Regions from separate parts of the Homo sapiens genome. Here region 2 is linked to region 1. A link is a loop called in an ENCODE intact Hi-C map of the cell type or tissue named here. Cell type or tissue: B cell. All regions are shown on one strand.

Region 1 (8,000 bases):
GCGATACGATCTCGGCTCCCTACAGCCTCTGCCTCTCAGGTTCAAGCGATTCTCCTGTCTCAGCCTCCCTAGTAGCTGGGATTACAGTCATGTCCAGTATTTTCTTTTTTTCTGAGACGGAGTCTCGCTCTGTTGCCCAGGCTGGAGTGCAGTGGCACAATCTCCGCTCACTGCAAGCTCCGCCTCCTGGGTTCACGCCATTCTCCTGCCTCAGCCTCCCGAGTAGGTGGGACTACAGGCGTCCACCACCATGCCCGGCTAATTTTTGTATTTTTCATAGGGACACGGTTTCCCTGTGTTGGCCAGGCTGGTCTCAAACTCCTCAGGTGATCTGCCTGCCTTGGCCTCCCAAAGTGCCCAGAAAGTTTTGAACCTGAAAGACACACTACTTACTTGTCTTAGGTAATCATCTTAAATGCCTGGTCCCTACCTCCTGAATGGCAGTCCCAAGCCTCGTTTTCTCATGTAACCTGGGTATTGCTGGTAGATGGCATCCCAGAGTGATCTTGCTTAGTGTGAGAAACCAAGCCCAATCTATTCCTCACACACCAGTATGATATTTGTAAAAAGAAGTCAGTATATATTTACCTATAAAAATACTTATTTATCCATAATTCAACTTATATGAACTTTTCTGGTAAAAAACAGGTAGATAAAGATATTTATTATAATGTTACTTATAATAGCAAAATATGGAAATCAATCCAGATGTCCAATTATGAGAATATGGTTAAGTGAATTAGGAATCATCCTTAATGGAATATCACATAGCCATGAAAAATGGTGATCAGGCAAAAGCTACATAGCAACATGCAGACATGCTGATGAGATGATACTAAAAGGGCAAAGTAGTGTGCAAAATAAATCCACACTGAAGATTACAGTTGTGTAAAATACGTGTATAGACAAAAAGGCCTGGAAAACAATATATAAAAGTGATAGGAGTTGTTAATGTGATGGGATTATGGGTAATGTTTTCTTTTACTTTGCTTTTTTTTTTTTTTAGGTTTTATACAATAGCCATATGGTTTTTATTACTATAGAAATGAGATTAAGGGCCAGAGGGAATCCAGGCCTGATAATATGCTACCCTTGAGATTGATTTTTGTGGTCAAGTTGCAGGCTTGGGGATAAAGAATTGATAAATCCCATTGCAGAAAGAGTACCTGTTTCTGATTTATTGCACTTTGATTCTCCTCCTTGGCTCCAGGAATTGAGGAAGCTCAGATAGGAAAACGAGGATACTTAACACCCACCAGTGCCCGCGAACACCTTTCTGCCCTGTGGAAGAATGAAGGTGCTGTATCAGGCTAAAGAAATAGCCTTGATCTTCTCTAGGCTTTTATTTCCTGGACTCATTAACCCTGCCTTATTACTTCTTTTAAGTTGTAGTGATTGTAGCTTCCTCCTGGAACTGATCCAGAGGTTTGGGGCAGTCTTCAGGGCACATTGACATTGAGTCATAGAGCAGGAGAGGTCATACCCAGCACCAAAAACTTGACAATTATCGCAGCTGAGCCTGGTTATGAAATGACAACTGCAGGTGGGCCTCACTTAATACAGGTTGGCATATTTTTAGAAGGTTCAGTGTAACTTATTTTAAATGCCCGTAAGTAAAATGCTTTGTCCTTCTGTGAATCAAAGAATGAACTCTGTCTTATTTAAATTGGGACTTTACTATAAGGGAAATCCTTCTTTCCTTTTGAGTGTATAACAAAACCTACGCAGTATATTCAAGCCCTTGTGAGAGTATGTTGTGGAACGCTGACTATAACCTCTGTGTAATAAGCGCTTACAAATGAACATGTTGTTAAAGAGGTATCAGAAAAAAAAAAAAGCACTGGAGTTAGTATGATTGCTTCTGTGGCAGGCCCTAGTACATTTTAATCTTTTTCTCTAGGCATTTTTTAAAGTAACCAGAAACCTGAAATAAAGCTTTGATCCACAGAAGATCCTTTCTTGGCAGTAACTGTTAGGGGTGGGAGGAGGCTAACTTAAAAAAAAATTTTTTTATTCAACATATTTTTTATGAAGATCAAAGTAATGATGTGTGTGCTGTCTGTGTTTTAATAGTCCAGGAGGGTGATTAAAAACAAGTGAAGTTTCTTCCCCATCCTTGCCCATCTCAGTCCCTGGTTTAAGAGCTATTGTCCCTGTAGTACCCATTTTTATGCTATCATATCCCCTGCATACAAACTGTCATGTACACAGGGGCTATTTTTTGTTTTTATAAAGAAAAATGAGGCCAGGCACGTTGGCTCATGCCTCCAATCACAGCAATATGGGAGGCTGAGGCAGGTGGATCAATTGAGCCCAGGAGTTCGAGACCAGCCTGGGCAACCAAGCAAAACCTCATCTCTTAAAAAAAAAAATACAAAAATTAGCTGGACATGATAGCACGCACCTGTAGTCCCAACTACTTGGAAGGCTGAGGTGGCAGGATTGCCTAAGCCTGGGAGATCAAGGCTGCAGTGAGTCATGATCGCACCACTGCACAGCAGCCTGGGCGACAGGAGTGAGACCTTTTCTCAAAAAAGAAAACTGTGACCTTAACTCTACATATTATCTTGTATTCTGTTTTTTCCTCACTCAGTAATATTTTTATGGTTGTCCTCCCATGCCCTTAGTGATAGATTTAAATGGTCTTCTTGGTTTATTTCTTTCCAACGCAGGATTCTTTCTGAACTACCTTTTTTCGGGAATGGATGATGATGGTATGGAATCCAGATTCAATCCCAGTGTGTTCTTTCTAGATTTCTTGGTGGTGCCGCCCTCAAGGTAATACCCTTTAATTAACTTATTTCACCTGAAAAAAAGCGTACTAAGGAACTGAAATGTGACCTCTAGGAGAGGTGAAAGGGCCAAGGGCACTGAGAGACAAAGCTGCAGTTCCGCTCCAGGTGCAGGTGGTGGGAGGGCTTGCTTTCCTTCCCGTTTGTTGTGAACGCAATAGGAATGTTGGTTGTTTTTGTTTGTTTGTTTTGAAGTGGAGTCTTGCACTGTCTCCCAGGCTGGAGTGCAGTGGCATGACCTTGACTTACTGCAACCTCTGCCTCCTGGGTTCAAGTGATTCTCCTACCTCAGCCTCCTGAGTAGCTGGGATTACAGGCACGCACCACCACACCCAAATAATTTTTGTATTTTACATAGAGATGGGGTTTCACCATGTTGGCCAGGCTGGTCTCGAACTCCTGACCTCCAGTGATCCACCTGCCATGGCTTCCCAAAGTACTGGGATTACAGGCTTAAGCCACCACACCCAGCCGGAATGTTGGTTAGGAAGGTTGGTTGTTTTGAGCATGGTGGGGTGTGCTCCCTACAGTAGGCATGGGTGAGAGGCTGAAGAACATGACCCTTTCCTCACACTAAACATTCATTTATTCCGTATGTCCCCCTGCAGGTATCGCCCAGTCAGTCGCCTAGGAGACCAGATGTTTACTAATGGCCAGACGGTGAACTTGCAGGCTGTCATGAAGGATGTAGTTCTGATTCGAAAACTTCTGGCATTGATGGCCCAAGAACAGAAGTTGCCAGAGGAAGTGGCCACACCCACTACAGATGAGGTCAGGGCTGCTCTGTTGCTGATGTGATGAGCACACATGCTTAGTGCTAACTCTGTGAGCTGTGGATGTAGACACTGGGTCTGGGAGATGCTTCCTGGGATGTTCTGTGCAGCTGGCAGCAGCCTTAGTGTGAGCTCTGGGCTTAGGGGGCACCTAGGAACATTAGGGGGACACACATGGGTCTGAGCATGGAAAGGTGTGGGTTCTGGTCTAGCTTCTACACCGAACGACCATGCCAGGTGACCCTAGTTGAGTCACTTCCTTATACTAGTGTCTGCTATAAAGTGCATGTGATTTGTGGTGAGATTTCACACCTAGGCTGTTCCGGGCTACCAGCTCTCGCAGCTCTAGAAAGAATAGCCTACTTCCCTCAGGCTTTAAGAGTGTCCCTTTTGGGTCACAGTACTAGAGCTCATGTTGCCAGCTCTATTTTGGACACGTTAATGTCTCCAGCATTGGGGTCAGGAAGGCAGTATTGCAGAGTGGAAATTCCTCTCAGAATAGGACAGTTTCAACTAACATTTCCTGAGCCCCATCTGTGTGCCGGGTTAATTAGTAGGTGTTCAGTGGGTACAAAGGTGAATTGGGCACCCAGGAAGCTTGCTGAGGTCATCAAGATCCTTCCCAGCTCTAAAGTACTCTCTGGATGCAAATAGGCAGCCTTGGGTAGACAGTCCGGGTTCTCAGACTCCAGCCGCTGCGACAGTCCCGCTGTCTGCCAGGCCCATCACAAGGTGGCGCCACTGTCTCTTGGACACTTATGGTGCAGGTTACACTTGGGGCTTTCTGTGGTTTTGCTTGTTTCCTGATCGGCCCGCATTGGTGTGCTTTTAAAAACTCCTTAGTGTAAAAGACATCAGCCATGTGCATGCCTTAGTGCAGTTTCCAAGAAAAGACCATGGGATAACTGTACCCAGTGACCAGGGTTGATGTCCCTTAAAAATCGGGCAGCCTGGCCAGGCATGATAGCTCAAGCCTGTAATCCCAGCACTTTGGGAGGCTGAGGCAGGAGGTTCACTTGAGCCCAGGAGTTTTAGACCAGGTGGGCAACATGGCGAAACCCTGTCTCTACCAAAAATACAAAAAATAGCTGGGCATGGTGGTTCATGCCTATGGTGCCAGCTACTCAGGGGGCTGAGGTGGGAGGATCACTGGAGCCAGGGAAGTCGAGGCTGCAGAGAGCTGTGATCGCACCACTGCCCTCCAGCCTGGGTAACAGAGTTAGACCCCATCTCAATAATTAAAAAAAAAAGAAAAATTGGTCGTCCCCTTTGTCAAACAAATGCTTCGCCTCTGAGGGGCAAATAGCATCCTCTGATTCCTATGTCCCACTGCCCTCTTTCCTTGTGATTGACAGGATGTGTTTTTTCTCCCCCCTTACTCTCTGTGTTCCATCCTCATGGCAGCCCTTGCCAGTCACCGTCTAGGCATTGGGGATACTCCAGTGAGACAAGTTCTCACTCATTTCACAATCACTGGTCTTGAGCCAGGTAATGCCATGAGCAGTGAGTTGGGCTAACAGGGCCCGGTCATCATGCAGGTGATCGTATCTCCCTCTGGGACTCCAGCCAGAAGGGGACCCTGAGTGTTTTATGTAGAATACATCTATTTTCCCTAGAGCTAAAGAAGATTCCTGTGTTCCTCAGGTTTGATGACAAGCCCACTTCATCACTACTGGGTTTTCATAACATTCTCGTTTACTGAATCTTCACCCACCCTCACCCTCCCACCTCAAGACACTGACAGGTTTCTTCTCTTATCTGCCCACACTGGAAGACGTGGGACCATCTGTCTCCTTGTGTCATACCCAGTCGATTGGGCCAGTAGGTGGCCAGACAGTATCAATAGGTGGTGCTCTAAGCCAGCTGAAGGCTTCTGTGTATTTCTGTCCCCTGGGTAGGGAGTGGGAGAGAGGAGGAGACAGGGCTAGGGGCAAAAATATTAAAAAAGGATTGGTTAAATATTCCAATGAGACTTGGCAATCAGCCACTAACTTGATATAGCTCAGCTGGAGACCCACATCTTAGTTGATGACATAGAATATCGTATGGCAAACCTAGTTCCTTTTAAGAAATTGTTCCACCTGCATGTTTGTAATTGGTTTGGATCAAGTTTTTCAAAGCCATAAATAAAACTGAAACTGCATGTGAGAATTGGTTATCTGGCAAGATAACAGAACTTCATAAGAAATGTACTGATGTGGGAAGGACTTCTTAGTTTTCTTTAGGAATTGCATATTAAGGGATTTCAGCAAAAATGCCTTAAGAAAGAAGCATGCTTATAAATTTTGAGTTCATCTTACTACTAGAAAGAGACAGGCTGGTAAATATATAATAGTGCTGATATGTCTTATTGACATGTACTTACAAGATTGATTTATTAGCATGTTTGTCTCTGATCTGTCAGGTTCAGAGGAGATAAACTCCAGAGTGCATAGTTGTCAGATCCAGGGTAAGAAAGAAAAATTAAATCAAGCCAGGCCTTTTGGAGCTTTTTTCCATCATCCCTGTTTTCTTGGTTTCATCTTCCAGGAAAAAGACTCTTTGATTGCTATTGACCGATCCTTTTTGAGTACACTTCCAGGCCAGTCCCTCATAGACAAACTTTACAACATTTGGATTCGCCTTCAGAGCCACGTCAATATTGTGTTTGATAGCGAGATGGACAAACTAATGATGGACAAGTACCCAGGCATTAGGCAGGTGAGCAAAAAACTGGATTCCCATTGCTAGCTACAGAAGATAAATAATAAACATTGTGTATTGAAACAAGAAACTAATAAGCCTACTGGAATTCTTGTTGAATGTTTTTTATGACCTTTTTTCTCCATAAAGATCCTGGAGAAGAAAGAAGGCCTGTTCCGAAAACACATGATGGGAAAGCGAGTGGACTACGCTGCGCGCTCAGTCATCTGCCCAGACATGTACATCAACACCAACGAAATTGGAATTCCCATGGTGTGTGTGTGTGTGTGTGTGTGTGTGTGTGTGTGTGTGTGTGTGTGCGCGCGCGCGTGCAGGGCTCATTTGCTCCCCGTGGGTGGCAGATGAGAATGCCGCAGAGGACTGGGGACAGGATGTGCAGCAGATTATTCTGGCTTGGGCGGAACTAGCTTCTGCCTCTTCCTGGACAGCCCACAAGGAGGTGACTGGAAGCTGCATGATGGCATTGCTGTCACTCCTTGCTAGGCTTACAGACACCTCCTACCAACAAGTCAGCACCAGGGAGCTGACTGCAGGGTGTTCCACATCCCCGCCGGCATAGCTTCCTCCTGCCCACTTCAGCCTAGTCTTTTGACCTTCCTCACCAAATTGAATACATGACAGGGGAGAGGAAGAGGGCATGGGGCATATCAGTTATCAGTCCTGTGTACTTTCCAGGCATCAGAAATGTGTACCCCAGGTTACTGGGAAGAGGAAAGGGAGTGAGTCCCGGAGAGAGGCGTGTGCATGTTGCCCAGGTCCTGTTTCGCTTCTCAGGGTCAGCAGCTTGCTGTTCACCTGTTAGTGCTCTCCCCCCGACCCCCTCCGGGAGCTAGCTTCGTCTTCTCACATCCTTAGCACTTCATGCTGTGGTGCTCAGCAGCAGCAGCCTTTAATCGGCTTCCTCCTTAATGGGCCGGCCTCTATGTCAGTAATGTGAAGGTGGTTTAATTTCCCTCCGTGGAGAGCCTCATTTCCTTGCACGCCACCCCCTCCACCCCTCTCTGGGGACTGGTGATGAGCAGCGCTGAAGTGTTCTTTCTGATCATCCTGTGTCCCCATGGCCTCATCTCTTTGTGGCACACTTGGGTTTCCTGGACAAAGGCGTGATGTGTCAGGAGACAGCAGTCTGAGAAGGCCCAGTCCTGTACCCACTGCCTCTTGGGAACCATAGTCCTTGCATTCAAAGGCTGGATCATGTGGTGAGGACCAGCTTTGCAAAGTCCAGTGGTGACATTCCCAAATCTGAGGTCCCGAGGAGACATGTAGCAACTTTTGGTTGCCCTCTCTGGACAGGGCAGGGGCCACCCTTGTTGGCCTTGACTTCATAGTGCCTACAGTGTCCCCAGCTCTGTGAGAGACCTTTTGTGCTGCCTTTTCTATCTTCTAGGTGCTGGGTTCTCTTTCTTAGATCTGGGTTTGTTTGGTAGTGGCTTGTCCCTGGAGGAGAGACCCCGAAGTCACTTCTCTGCCCACCTGCAGACTGCTGCAAGTCTCAGGGCCATGGTGGCCTGGGGCGTAGGTATTCCTCACAGGATAGCTGGGAAGATTAGAGTGGATAGAACTGCCTCTGGCCCCTTGGATCACACACTTCCCATAGAGCACTGTTGACAGGTGCCACAGGAGCAAGGAGCTGGAGACCAGCAGTGAAGCACAGACTAATGTGCTCCCATATAAAGCAGTGTCCAGGGGTGGAGACAGACAGTAAATAGATAGACAAGTATATGTATGCTCT
Region 2 (8,000 bases), 230 kb after region 1:
TCCTACTGATCTCTCCAGTCTTTTTGTGCCACCTCCATTGTCCCAACTCTATGTATTTTAGGCACACTCAACCCCTCACAGGTCCTTGGGTAAACCTCTTCTCTTCTTTCCTTTTCTCTTTTTTTTTTTTTTTTTTGAGACGGAGTCTCACTCTGTCTCCCAGGCTGGTGTGCAGTGGCATGATCTCAGCTCACTGCAACCTCCACCTCCTGGGTTCAAGTGATTCTCCTGTCTCAGCCTCCCGAGTAGCTGGGATTACAGGCATGTGCCACCACACCCAGCTAATTTTTGTATTTTTAATGGAGATGGGGTTTTGTCATGTTGGCCAGGCTGGTCTTAAACCCCTGACCTCGGGTGATCCACCCGCCTCAACCTCCCAAAGTGCTAGGATGACAGGCATGAGCCACTGAGCCCAGCTTCTTTTCTTTTCAGCAGGGCCTCACGCTGTCACCCAGGCTGAAGTGCAGTGGCCCGATCATTGCTCACTGCAGCCTCAACTTCCCAGGCTCAAGCAATCCTCCCACCTCAGCCTCCTGAGTAGCTGGGACTATAGCATGCACCACCATACGTGCCTATTTTTTTTTTTTTTTTTTTTTTTTTTTTTTTGGTAGAGGCAGGGTCTTACCGTGTTTCCCAGGCTAGTCGCAAACTCCTGGACTCAAGTGACTCAAGTGATCCTCCTGCCTCAGCCTCCCAAAGTGCTGGGATTATAGACATGAGCCACCATGCCCTGCCCTTAAAACATTTTTATTGAGATATAATTAACACACCACATAGTTCACCCATTTAAAGCATACAGTACAGCCAGGCATGGTGGCTCCTGTCTATAATCCCAGCTTTTTGGGAGGCCGAGGCAGGAAGGATCATTTGAGGCCAGGAGTTTGAGACCAGCCTGGGCAACATACCAAGACATCATCTCTATTAAAAATAAAAACATTAGCCTTGTGTGGTGTCTCACAACTGTAGTCTTAGCTACTCCAGAGACTAAGGCAGAAGGATCACTTGCGCCCAGGAGTTTGAGATTACAGTGAGCTATAATCATGCCACTGCACTCCAGCCCATAAAACAGAACAGAACAAGACACTGAGAAAAAAAAAAGGGATACAGTGCAGTGATTTTGTGCAATACACTATGGTTTTAGTGATTTACAGAACTGTGCAACCATCACCATGATCTAAGTTTAGAAGGTTTTTAGTATCCCAAAAAGAAACTCCATATCCATTCATAGTCACTCCCTATTTCCCCCTCCCCACAAATCCTAGGCAACCAGTAATCTACTTTCTGTCTGTATAGATTTGCCTATTATGGACATTTCATGTTATTCATTTCATGGTCTCCTGTGACTGGATTCTTTCACTTAGGATAATGTTTTGAAGGTACACCCATGTTGTAGCATGTATCGGTACTTCATTATTATTTCTGGATAATACCTCATTGTATGGATATACCTCATTTTGTTTATCCATTCATCAGTTAGTGGACATTTGGGTTGTGTCCACTTTTGGCTATTATGAATAATGCTGCTGTGAACATGTGTATGTAAGTATTTGTGTACCTGTTTTCAGTTCTTTTATGTATATACTAGGAATATAGTTGCTGGGTCATATGGTAACTATGTTTTGCTTTTTGAGGAACTGCCAAGCTGTTTTCCAAAATGGTTGCATTATTTTACATTCTTGTAAGCAAGGTACCAGAGTTTCAGTTTCTCCGCATCTTTATCAACATTTGTTATTATCTTTCCTTTTTTACTACTGTCATCCTGATAGATGTTAAGTGATATCTCATTGTGGTTTTGATTTGCTGATAGCTAATGATGCTGAGCATCTTTCCCATGTGCTCTCATTGACCGTATGTGTGTTTTCTTTGGAGGAATGCCCATTCAGATCCTTTGCCCATTTTTAATTGGGCTATTTGACTTTTTATTCTTAAATTGTAAGAGTTCTTTCTGTGTTCTGGATACCAGTACCCTATATCTGGTATGTGATTTCCAAGTATTTTCTCCACTCTCTAAGTTGTCTTTTCACTTTCTTTAGGGTATCATTTTTAGCACAAAAGTCTTTAATTCTGATGAAACCCAATTTACCTATTTTTCCTTTGGTCATTTATGCTTTTGGTGTCATATCTAAGAAACTATTGTTTAGTCCCAAGTTTTCTTCTAGTATGTTTATAACATACTACCTCTTACATTTAGGTCTTTGATTCGTTTTGCATTAATTTTTGTATATGGTATATTAGTCCATTTTCACTACTGATAAAGACATACCTAAGACTGGGCAATTTACAGAAGAGGTTTAATTGTAGTTACAACTCCACATGGCAGGGGAAGCCTCACAATCATGGCAGAAGGCAAGGAGGAGCAAGTCACGTCTTACATGAATGGCAGCAGGCAAAAGAGAGAAACTGTGCAGGGAAACTCCCATTTTTAAAACCATCAGATCTCATGAGACCCATTCACTACCACAAGAACGGCACAGGAAAGACCTGCCCCCATGATTCAGTCATCTACCACTGGGTCCTTCCCACAACACATGGGAATTATGGGAGCTACCAGATGAGATTTGGGTGGGGACAAAGAGTCAAACCATATCAGTGTGAGGTCAGGGTCCAAGGTCATCCTTTTGCATGTTGTTCTCCAGTTGTCCCAGGACCATTTGTTGAAAAGAACTTTCCTCTATTTGCTGCATTCTTTCTTTCTTTGCTGCCTAGAGCCTTTCCCTGCCCTTCGCCCTTCTGTTACTCGTATTTTAAGTCAAGTCTCAGCTCAGCGGTTACCCCTTCTAAGAGGCTATCCCTGATCGTCCCTCTGTGTGTGTGAGAGAGCCCCCTCATGCCTTAATCCTGATGTTTATCATTGTAGGATTTCAGCTGTTCATCTTCCCCACTTGTTTTCCAGGCCAGGTCTTGGGAGACAGGGGCTGTGTGCTTAACATCTTACATTACTTAATATGCACTTACATATATTCAACTTCAGGGGGAAGGGGAGATAGTACTTGAATCACAGTGTAATCTTCCATTACCTGTGAACTCTAGATTGTACAGAAAATCCGGTTATAACTTGTAATTCTTTGAGTACATCAGTAATGCACCTTAGGTTTAATGTGAGGAACAGGACTGATAGTTCTCTTCAACCTAAACATCCACTGGTAGACAGGGAAAAGCCCAGCACCCGCTCCCTGCCCCTTCTCCCTGAACCATGGAATGTAAGTCCTTTCATTAGGCTACTGGGCCAATTTTTAGACCTAAGCTCATGGCTGGACCAATAGTAGCCTTCATAGATGCCAATGCCCTTCCTTGATGGGCTTCAGTGAGGACTCCTGACCAATCACTGACGAGGGGGGTTGGGAGGACTTCTGATGGGGGAGTTGGCCTCCCTGGTCCTACACCTACCTGCCTGGAGAAGGAGCCAAAGCCACTTAAGCAAAACTGAGCAGCAGCCCACAGTGTCCATCTACCATGTCACCCCAGTGCTGAGCGATTTCTAAAAGGTTACTTTTTTCAATTATTTAAAAAAAACACCAAAAATTCAAGTAATACGGAAATAAGTAAAGGAGAAAGTCCCCTGTAATTTTTCATAGAGAAAGAGGAAGGAATGGGGGGCAGCTGTGTAAGTCAAACATGTTTGTAAAACTCCGTGAGTTTGAAACTAGTAAAATAGAAAGTGAAAGCCTGCTATAATTATGGTGGAATTGAGGGTGTCTTATTGTGTTACTAGAGAATTTTTTTAAGTAGGTTTTTAACATTTTGACCTTGTTAAAATGCTCCACTTTTCAAAACGGTCCTGACAGGATATCCTGCTTCCTTCCACGCAGAAGAGGTGGTTTGTGCAGAAGTGCAGGCCTCAGAATGCTTTGCACATGAGAGGAATGGCAAGAGTTGCCTATCACTGAGGATTTGGGGAGGAGGGATCACAGGATATGGGACTGAAAATGAGACAGGGCCAGATAGCAAAAGGCCTTGAATGCTACACTAAGCACGAAGCAGCTCCTTAATTTGTGCATCACTGAAGCAAGAATAGAGTGGAGGACATGGCCCGTGTGGTCCTCGTGTTCTGAGTGGCTATGACATGGAGTTCTGTGTGAGCTCTCCATGAAGAAAATCCCGTCTCCAGGCAGTCAGTGGAGATTTGATCCTTACCACAAGAGCACGTGGACAAATTTGAATTATCGTGGATGTATATGGGCAGAAGAAGGTCTCAGAGCCATAAGGGTGGGGCCCTGTTAGCTCTGTTGGTTCCACTCAGCAGCCCACAGTGTGAGTGGGACCCTGCCAGCCCTGCTAGACTTGAGCATTGTCTGGTGACGCTGGTCCCCGCCTTCATTACTGCAGCAGAGGAAGTGTGGCTGTGGCAGTTGTGGGTTTTGTATTTTCTATTTAAATATGTCCCTTAATGTGCCAGTTGTTAAAAAGACTACCAGTGGGCTCTGAAGGGATGCCTGGACACTTTGAAAGTGTGGTTCAGATGTGAAATTGCACTCAAAAGATGTTTTAAGAGAGACGAGGGCACGTTGATGTCAGTTTCGGTTTGGGCTGTGTAGTAGCAGCATTTTGAACTTGGCCCTCTCTCCTTTCTGAGAGCTAAAGACCTTATCTCCCTGCGGATGGCATTGCGTGCAGTTAATTATGGCCAGATGGACTCAGCCGCTTCTTCATCGTCTTCTCTCGGACTCTGCAGACCTACACCGTGCCTTTAAAGGAAGCAGGGCCCTCCCTGCTGAAGCATTCAGTGAGCCCAGGCACCAGCATCTTCAAACCGAGTCTTTTCTCTCCTTAGTGCTGCTCCCCGCTTTCCAGGCCTTCCTGGGATATCTTAGAGGTAAGAAAACTGAAGCCTCGACCTAGGGAGAAATGCTTTAACAAAGACGACGCTGCTAGTTAAATCAATCTAGAACTGAGTCCAGCCTCCAGATCTCCTGATTATTTTTTTTTCTAACAGTTGATGGGATGAAATCTACATAAGATTTAATCCTTTGAAGCCCATTGTTTGATGAGTATTAAAAACTTATGCAGCCACGCCTCTGTCACCACAATCCCGCTTTAGCACATTCCCATGGCCCAAGCGAGTTCCCCGGAGCCCCTCTGCAGTCAGTCCCCACCCTCAACCCCACCCCAGGCTTCCACCAACTGGTTGAGTTTATAGTGTAGTGTTATTTCCATGACTTGGTTATTTAAATTTTTTTCTGCTTCTAACTGGGTAAGAGTTATAACTTAAATGTGAGTAAAATATGTCAATAACGTGACCCTCAGTTATTGTCCTTGTGTGATATCATACAAGTCTCCACACATGCCAGGTACTGGGCAAAATGCTTAGGGCATCAGAGCAACCTGCGAAGAAGCGACCAGCACCAGAGTTTACAGGTGTGGGAAATGAAAGTTCCACAAGGTCACTGATGCCCCCAGATCACGTGATCCATGGCAGAATTGAGCTCCTTCCCACATCTCATTAATGCCAGACACAAGTTTTCTTTCAATCTGAATGCTCTGCCCTGTTCCGGATTTTTAAAAAATAATAAGTGCAATAGAACATTGCCTTTTACTAAGAATTATGCCACTTACTTGTATTTCTGAGAAGGGTTGTCCTTAAGATTTCAGAGTGGAAATGAAAGTGGGGATTTTGCTGAGGAAAATTACTTTGATTGTTTTTAATACCTTTCTGTGAATTTCACATGATGTTTTTATGGCACACTGCCACAGCATTAACAATTGGCACTACCAGATGTCTACTTTGTCTTAATTGTGGGCAACCTGCAAGCGCAGCCTGGAAGATGTTAAAAACTGAAACCTTTATTTTTGTCCCTGGATATAAGACGAACGGGAGTTCTTGTATTTTACGAGAGAGTCACCAGCTCCTGGCTTCCAGTGAGCCTCATCTGGATGAATGCCACCCAGGCCCCAGCTGACGCCTCTGAGGCCTTCCTGGGAGCTCTGGAGTCCTCACAGCCTAGTCACACTGCTTCCTCTCTTCATTGCAGCTCCTGAAGGTGCGGCACTCGCCTTGAGGCACTTTCTTCTGAGCTGTGAGCTATGGGCAAGCAGTGGAGGGGGAAGAGAGCAGCTGAAGCAGATGCCGGTTCAACTTACTTAAAGATGTGGGACAAGCTCTGAGGAAGCCCCCAAGACAATGATGTCTGGTTGTGCACCATTGAAGCAAGAACAGAAACCATCCCAGAGTGGAGGACATGGCCCATGTGGTCCTCCTGTTCTGAGTGGCTATGAGATGGAGTTCTGTGTGAGCTCTCTACAGAAAAAGCCCTGTCTCCAGGCAATCAGTGGAGATCTGTTAAACGAGTTGAAACAAAAGAGGACAAGGAATTGCTGTGGCTTTAGACGTTGCCAGGACATGTAGAAACTCACTCAGGATTTACTACTGCATCCACTGTCACTTAGGCGCAGGAGGGGTCACAGTCAGAAGGTGACTACTGAGAAATGTGCCCTACCCACAGTCTAGAAAATTAAGTTTGGGCTGGGCGTGGTGGCTCACATCTATAATCCCAGAACTTTGGAAGGTGGAGGCAGGTGGATCACTAGGTCAGGAGTTTGAGACCAGCCTGACCAACATGGTGAAACCCCGTCTGTACTGAAAATACAAAAAGTAGCCGGGTGTGTCAGTGCACGCCTGTAATCCCAGCTACTCAGGAACCTGAGGCAGGAGAATGGCTTGAAACTGGGAGGCAGAGGTTGCAGTGAGCTGAAATTGCGCCACTGCACTCCAGCCTGGGTGACAGAGCGAGACTCTGTCTCAAAAAAAAAAAAAGAAAAAAAAAGAAGAAAATTAAGTTTGAAACCTGAAATTAACCTCTTGGTGAGAATGGAAATGGAATGAAATTTCACTCCTTTCCAGATGCAGCTTCTGAAGAGGAGACCTGGCAGCCTGGCGAGCATCCAGCTCGCTCACGCACCTCTTTCTAGTCCCGTGGCCATCAGTGAGCTTCTCCGGGTCCCTCTTGCCACTTCTCAGATGTTCCTTTCTGTCCTAGGAGATTTGTAAAACCAGATACTTAGGATATGATTCTCTAGTGGAGGGTTAGGCCTTTAGGTCTCTAAAAATTGCCATTCATGACCTTCGGGCCTAGGGTTTTGAGATGAATGTGCAGTGTGTGTGGCCGCTCTGTGTGTCCCGCTTCCACCAGCTTGGCATTAAGCACCCGGAGCATCACCTGCTGGGCAGGCCTGGCCAGGGGTGAGCCCCTCCATTCGGGGGCTCAGGGTCAAGGCAGATTCCTTGCTTGGCTTTCCTGCTGATTTCCTCATGAAGATGCCAATTCGTATTTAAACATTTGTTATCAATGGTGGTGTTTGTGTGCTGATTTCTATAGGTAGAGGCTGTTGTTTTAGGAGCCAGGTTTGCTGGGCCAGCTCAGACCTCTTACAAAGTGAAGATACTAATGATCGTCTTGCAAGGTGCCATAGTGTCGTGAGGGTGAACTGAGGCAGTGGCTATGCATGGTGTCTGCAGCAGCGTTTCTGAGGCTCCAAGAATATCAGTTCCTTTTTCAGAAATGGGGCCAGATTCTTCGGATGTAGACAGTGTTCTCTTCACGGATGCTAACAACTTATCAAAGCTATAATATATTAAGTATCTCTGTTATAATAGGATAGATGCATTCCTAAAAAAATGTGTTAAGCAAAAATCAGAAAATGAAAATAAAAATAACAAGGCCTTGAGGAAAAGCATAGTTGGGATGAACATTTAAACCTATACCCCAGTAATAATCCTCATAATGATACTGACAAAGTTGAAAAGATATGTTGAATTCCTAATAAATATCCCAGTAAATATAGGATTACACACACACACACACACACACACACACACACACTTCTGCCTGTGAGAAGGTAGTGAATAGGAGGAGTAATGCAGGGCCAATTCCAAGGCTGCTAAATATGGAGACAAGGATAAAAAAGCACAAAGATAGGAAGAACTACCTGACAGGGGTTCTGAGTCAGCATTTGTCCAGCTGAGCCAAGAGGAAGACTGGGGTGAATGGACACGCATACCATAT

What was found. Hi-C counts contacts between places; a loop is a spot of excess contacts. Peaks named below come from ENCODE experiments on the same cell type or tissue, not always from the same donor. Only the 100,000 strongest peaks of a DNase experiment are listed, where the experiment ranks them.
Region 2: a loop joins it to region 1, with 10 times the contacts of the local background. A loop is called at or near these places in 2 of 110 quality-filtered maps.

Annotation. Positions count from the first base shown.
Region 1 is chr2:86,076,379-86,084,378 of GRCh38, reverse strand. It overlaps POLR1A (RNA polymerase I subunit A), which reads left to right. Exons shown (of 34, transcript NM_015425.6): 7 at 1,211-1,297; 8 at 2,673-2,778; 9 at 3,401-3,563; 10 at 6,095-6,265; 11 at 6,398-6,520. Among named protein-coding and RNA genes, the nearest start is that of POLR1A, 26 kb to the left of the region's middle. In B cell, CTCF peaks have their summits at 4,075, 4,278 (motif pointing right) and 5,443; DNase peaks (open chromatin) are centred at 3,748, 4,298 and 5,408; H3K27ac peaks cover 3,244 bases.
Region 2 is chr2:85,849,673-85,857,672 of GRCh38, reverse strand. All of the region lies in intron 3 of ST3GAL5 (ST3 beta-galactoside alpha-2,3-sialyltransferase 5), which reads left to right. Among named protein-coding and RNA genes, the nearest start is that of ST3GAL5, 35 kb to the left of the region's middle. RefSeq lists enhancers at 3,477-3,606, 3,977-4,076, 4,087-4,226. In B cell, no CTCF peak of the experiment used is centred here; DNase peaks (open chromatin) are centred at 3,632, 4,292, 5,384 and 6,062; H3K4me3 peaks cover 3,999 bases; H3K27ac peaks cover 6,613 bases.